2 separate regions of the Homo sapiens genome follow, and region 1 is linked to region 2. A link is an interaction called in ENCODE POLR2A ChIA-PET data of the cell type or tissue named here. Cell type or tissue: A673. All regions are shown on one strand. Each heading gives the region's core, and the rest is flanking DNA. Links, peaks and the distances in the headings are about the cores only.

Region 1 (2,912 bases), core at 249-2,748, 360 kb after region 2:
AATATTTTGTGAAGTAGCATTATATTGCTTTTATTTATATTTATATATATTTTTTGAGACAGAGTCTTGCTCTGTCACCCAGGCTGGAGTGTAATGGCACAATCTTGGCTCACTGCGACCTCTGCCTCCCAGGTTCAAGCGATTCTCCCGCCTCAGCCTCCCGAGTAGCCGGGATTACAGGCATGAGCCACCACGCCCGGCTAATTTTTGTATTTTTGTAGAGATGGGGTTTCACCATGTTGGCCAGGCTGGTCTCAAACTGCTGACTTCAGGTGATCCACCCACCTCAGCCTCCCAAAGTGCTGGGATTACAGGTGCCTGCCACCATGCCCAGCTAATTTTTTGTATTTTTAGTAGACCCGGGGTTCCCCCATCTTGGCCAGGCTGGTCTCGAACTCCTGATCTCGTGATCCACCCGCCTCGGCCTCCCAAAGTGCTGGGATTACAGGCATGAGCCACTGTGCCCAGCCAATAGTTGTTTTTCATTGTTGGGTCAACTTAAAACACAACTTTCTCACTGTAAAACAAACCTCTACAGGGATGCCGCTATATATCTAAATGTATTAACAATAAAACACTTAATTGTCTTATTTGGGGAAAAAAAAGGCTCTATCCAATATCCATATTATTTTATTTTATTTATTTATTTATTTTTTTGAGACGGAGTCTTGCTCTGTCACCCAGGCTGGAGTGCAGTGGCGCGATCTCAGCTCACTGCAACCTCCGCCTCCCGGGTTCAAGCGATTCTCCTGCCTCAGCCTCCCAAATAGCTGGGACTACAGGCGCATGCCACCATGCCCAGCTAATTTTTTGTATTTTTACTAGAGATGGGGTTTCACCGTGTTAGCCAGGATAGTCTCCATCTCCTGACCTTGTGATCCGCCCACCTCCACCTCCCAAAGTACTGGGATTATAGGCGTGAACCACCGTGCCCGGCCTAATTTTTGTGTTTTTTTGTAGAGATGGCATTCCGCCACATTGCTCAGGCTGGCTCTGTTTTCAATCTGGCCTGGTTAATGAGTATTGAAGGAATAATGTTGGGGAAAAAACAACAACAACAAAATTAAGCTCCTTTAGTAGTAAAGAATAGCCTCGTGTAATATGACAATTTAGTAGTGACCAAAAAACAGTACCTGACCTGCTACGATGTTTTACAGGAAATAGACAAGGTAGCAGAAACTCTCAAACCAAGTCATAACTGTAACACAGCTCAGCAGGAGGTTTTGCAGGGGGGGCTTCAAAATTCAGTTACAGTCGCCAGAGGCTGAGGCAGAGGATCTGTGGCTGATGTATCATCTTAGAAATAACCCTTACCACCGGGCGCAGTGGCTCACGCCTGTAACCCCAGCACTTTGGGAGGCCGAGGTGGGCAGATCACCTGAGGTCGGGACTTTGAGACCAGCCTGGCCAACATGCAGAAACCCCATCTCTACTAAAAATACAAAAAAAAAAAAAAAAAAATTAGCTGGACATGGTGGCGCATGCCTGTAATCCCAGCTACTCAGGAGGCTGAGGCAGGAGAATTGCTTGAACCCTGCGGCAAGCCGAGATCGGGCCATTGCACTCCAGCCTGGGCAACAAGAACGAAACTCCGTCTCAAAAACAAACAAGCAAACAAACAAAAAACCCTTACCAGCATTATCTTCACTCTAAAAAACAAACACACAGAAAAACTTGATGGCTCTCCTTGACTTCTTTTATAATAAATGATATTTTTGCTGGTTTATTTTTAATTGTATTCAACTGCCTGAGGCTGTAAGCAATAAGCAGTGTGATTTTCTGGTAGAAAAATAACCAAGCATTTAGGAAGCTTCCAGTTGACAGCCTCAGACCTCTCAACTTTGCTGAAGCTCTTCAACAGTATCGACTTTCCATTGTGAACTCTTTTTTTTTGAGACAGAGTCTCCTCTGTCGCCCAGGCTGGAATGCAGTGACAAGATCTTGGCTCACTACAACCTCTGCCTCCCAGGTTCAAGTGATTCTCCTGCCTCAGCCTCCTGAGTAGCTGGGATTACAGGCACACGCCACCACACCTGGATAACTTTTGTATCTTTAGTAGAGACAGGGTTTCACCATATTGGCCAGGCTGGTCTTGAACTCCTGACCTTGTGATCTGCCCACCTTGGCCTACCAAAGTGCTGGGATTACAGGCATGAGCCACCACTCATGCCTTTTTTTTTTTTTTTTTTTTTTTTTGAGATGGAGTCTTGCTCTGTTGCCCAGGCTGGAGTGCAGTTGTGCAATCTCGGCTCACTGCAAGCTCCGCCTCCCGGGTTCACGCCATTCTCCTGCCTCAGCCTCCTGAGTAGCTGGGACTACAGGCGCCCGCCACCACGCCCAGCTAATTTTTTGTATTTTCAGTAGAGACAAGGTTTCACCATGTTAGCCAGGATGGTCTCGATCTTATGATCTGCCCGCCTCCGCCTCCCAAAGTGCTGGGATTACAGGTGTGAGCCACGGCGCCCTGCCGACAGTTTTAATTTACATACTAATGCTGGAAAACATTTTGGAAGGCAAAGAAGAACATTCACTGGTCTTAGCAATAAATAGAATAAAAAAGAAAAACGTGGACAGAAAGGTGGTTGAAAGGCTCTAGGCAAAATGGTCTGGGTTTATTTTTTTCTATAGTAATTTCAGATTATCCATCATTCACTGTAATAAGATACCATTTCAGTGGTGGAGTTGCATAGTCTTTTATTTTTCTAAAGATGACCATTCCATGTTTAATGTCTTCAGAGAAGATCTAAAAATCAAAGTTAACAACCCATTTGTCCCAACTCTAACTCTTCCTGGGAACAATTCCTCATTCTGTTACTTGATTTCTTCCTTTACCACCCACATAAAATATGTCTTACTGCTCACAAGATCAAAAGAAAACAGAACAAAACATTGAAACATCAGAATTGTTTAAA
Region 2 (2,912 bases), core at 194-2,693:
ATACAAGGCTGGGCGCAGTGGCTCACCCTTGTAATCCCAGCACTTTGGGAGGCCAAGGCAGGTGGATCACCTTAGGTCAGGAGTTAGAGACCAACCTGGCCAACATGGCGAAACCTCGTCTCTACTAAAAATACAAAAACCAGCCGGACATGGCAGCACGTGCCTGTAATCCCAGCTTCTCGGGAGGGTGAGGCAAGAGAATCACTTGAACCTGGGAGGCGGAGGTTGCAGTGAGCCGAGATCACGCCACTGCCTTCCAGCCTGGGCAGCAGAGCGAGACTCCATCTCAAAAAAAAAAAAAAGAGAAAAGAAAAAAAACCCATGCAAATAACATGGTCATTCGTTTAAAAGTTGTCTGCTTGTGGCCGAGGCGGGCGGATCACGAGGTCAGGAGATAGAGACTATCCTGGCTAACACGGTGAAACCCTATCTCTACTAAAAATACAAAAAATTAGCCAGGTGTGGCGGTGGGCGCCTGTAATCCCGGCTACTCGGGAGGTTGAGGCAGGAGAATGGCATGAACCCCGGAGGCGGAGGTTGCAGTGAGCCGAGATCGTGCCACTGCACTCCTGTCTGGGTAACAGAGCAAGACTCCATCTCAAAAAAAAAGTTGTCTGCTTATTAATAGTCTTACTCATTTGGGGAATACTACTTTAAAAGACTTGTCAGAGAACAGAATTTGTTTATAGAAAGTTTATTTTCAAAATTCAGAGAAAAAAATATTCTCTATTCTGTTAAAGAAAAGTATTCTGTTAAAGAAAAAAATTCTCTATTGAAGAACCTATCTCGAACCTATCTTTTTTTTTTTAATAGTTACTTAAAAAGCAAAAAGGCAATATGTTAACAGATTCAGGTATCTGCTATTAAATGTGCCAGAGTAATAAATAGTATATGTATTTCAGGTATTTGCTTTTAAAAAAAATAAAAATCTTCTGGCTTAATATTTTCCAGCAAAGTTCTTACTATTTAAACTGCTGAGACACATTCTTTTTTTTTTTTTTTTTGAGGCAGAGTCTTGCTCTGTCGCCCAGGCTGGAGTGCAGTGGCACCATCTCTGCTCACTGCAACCTCTGTCTCCCGGATTCAAGCGATTCTCCTGCCTCAGCCTCCTGAGTAGCTGGGACCCGTCACCACGCCCGGCTAATTTTTTTTGTATTTTTAGTAGAGACGGGGTTTCAGCGGTATTAGCCAGGATGGACTCCATCTCCTGGCCTTGTGATCCGCCCGCTTCGGCCTCCCAAAGTGCTGGGATTACAGGCGTGAGCCACCGCGCGCAGCCCTCTTTTTGTTTTTTCAAGTGCCTTTTTCATTGAAAAGTAACGTGTTAGTGATCTCCTATCTTATCTTTTAGGAACCACAGTGTTCAGATGAGACATTTGTCTTGGATTAGTCTGTGCTATGCATATTATGATATAAAACAGTGAAGAGAATAAAATGCTCCAAACAAGACCCTGATTTTTTTTTTCCATTTTTTTCCTAAATGAAAGTTTGTGACTGTGGGAAAATGAGTCTGGATCCTTCTGGGCTTGATTTTGCAGCTGAAATGTACCATTTATAGTAGGATCTTAATTGTTCCAGAAAAGTTTTGTAAACATCAAGCTAGGTTAGAAGTTTGGATTATGTAACAGATTTGGCTTTTTGCCAACTGTTATTATGTGTAACTATGGAGACCGCCTTTCTTAAGTTCTTAACAGGCCTGAGTCACTTGAGGACACGAGTTCCCTACTGCATTATGGATGAGCGGCTTCAAGCTTCCTGGAGCCAGAGATTCCCTTAATTGTGTTTAAATGACTCCTGAAGCTGAACAGGGTACATTAATGGGGACCACAGAGAGGATCTAAACTTTACACAATTTCTTGATACACTTAGCGTTTGAAAATCTTGATTATGTGCTATATTATAAAGTATAGGCCACTTCAGGGTGTTACTTGAGAGAGGTTTTAGTTCAGACAGCTCGATCGTTTAAAAGAGCAATACTGCTTGAACCCTTAAAAGAGCAATACTGTTTGAACCCGGGAGGTGGAGGTTGCAGTGAGCCGAGATCATGCCACTGCACTCGCCTGGCGACAGAGCAAGACTCCGTCTCAAAAAAAAAAAAAAAGGGGCAATATTCGTGTTTCACGCCTGCAATCCCAGCACTTTGGGAGGCTGAGGTGGGCGGATCACCTGAAGTCAGGAGTTCAAGACCAGCCTGGCCAACATGGTGAAACCCCATCTCTACTAAAAATACAAAAATTAGCCAGGTATGGTGGTGTACACCTGTAATCCCAGCTATCCAGGAGGCTGAGGAAGGAGAATCACTTGAGCCTGGGAGGCGGAGGCTGCAGTGAGCCGAGATGCAGCCACTGCACTCCAGCCTGGCTGACAGAGCAAGACTCCATCTCAAAAAAAAAAAAAAAAAAATTAGCAGGACGTGGTGGCTGTTGTCTATAATCTCATCTACTCAGGAGGCTGAGGCAGCAGAATTGCTTGAACCCAGGAGGCAGAGGTTGTATGGGATCACTTAAAAGGGCCTGGGCTTAACACCTGTCAGTAAGGAAAATGATTTGATTAGAAAATAAGACTACTGTCTCTGCATAATATTTTTATGTAATTGAATTATATAAATGGGCCAGGCACAGTGGCTCATGCCTGTAATCTCAACACTTTGGGAGGCCGAGGTGGGCAGATCACTTGAGGTAGGGAGTTCGAAACCAACCTGACCAACATGGAGAAACCCTGTCTCTACTAAAAATACAAAATTAGCTGGGCGTAGTGGCGGGTGCCTGTAATCCCAGCTACTTGGAGACTGAGGCAGGAGAATCACTTGAACCTGGGAGGCAGAGGTTGTGGTGAGCCAAGATCGCGCCATTGCACTCCAGCCTGGGCAACAAGAGCAAAAACTCCGTTTCAAAAAAAAAAAAAAAATTATA

Evidence for each region. ChIA-PET counts read pairs that join two places held together with the same protein. Peaks named below come from ENCODE experiments on the same cell type or tissue, not always from the same donor. Only the 100,000 strongest peaks of a DNase experiment are listed, where the experiment ranks them.
Region 1: POLR2A ChIA-PET joins it to region 2 with 8 read pairs; 3 of 35 experiments call an interaction of 5 or more read pairs at or near these places.

Annotation. Positions count from the first base shown.
Region 1 is chr1:9,923,716-9,926,627 of GRCh38, forward strand. It overlaps LZIC (leucine zipper and CTNNBIP1 domain containing), which reads right to left. Exons shown (of 8, transcript NM_032368.5): 8 at 2,578-2,912. Among named protein-coding and RNA genes, the nearest start is that of CTNNBIP1, 15 kb to the left of the region's middle. In A673, for the core only: no CTCF peak of the experiment used is centred there; no DNase peak of the experiment used is centred there.
Region 2 is chr1:9,559,964-9,562,875 of GRCh38, forward strand. All of the region lies in intron 2 of SLC25A33 (solute carrier family 25 member 33), which reads left to right. Among named protein-coding and RNA genes, the nearest start is that of SLC25A33, 22 kb to the left of the region's middle. In A673, for the core only: no CTCF peak of the experiment used is centred there; a DNase peak (open chromatin) is centred at 1,708; H3K4me3 peaks cover 1,175 bases; H3K27ac peaks cover 2,187 bases.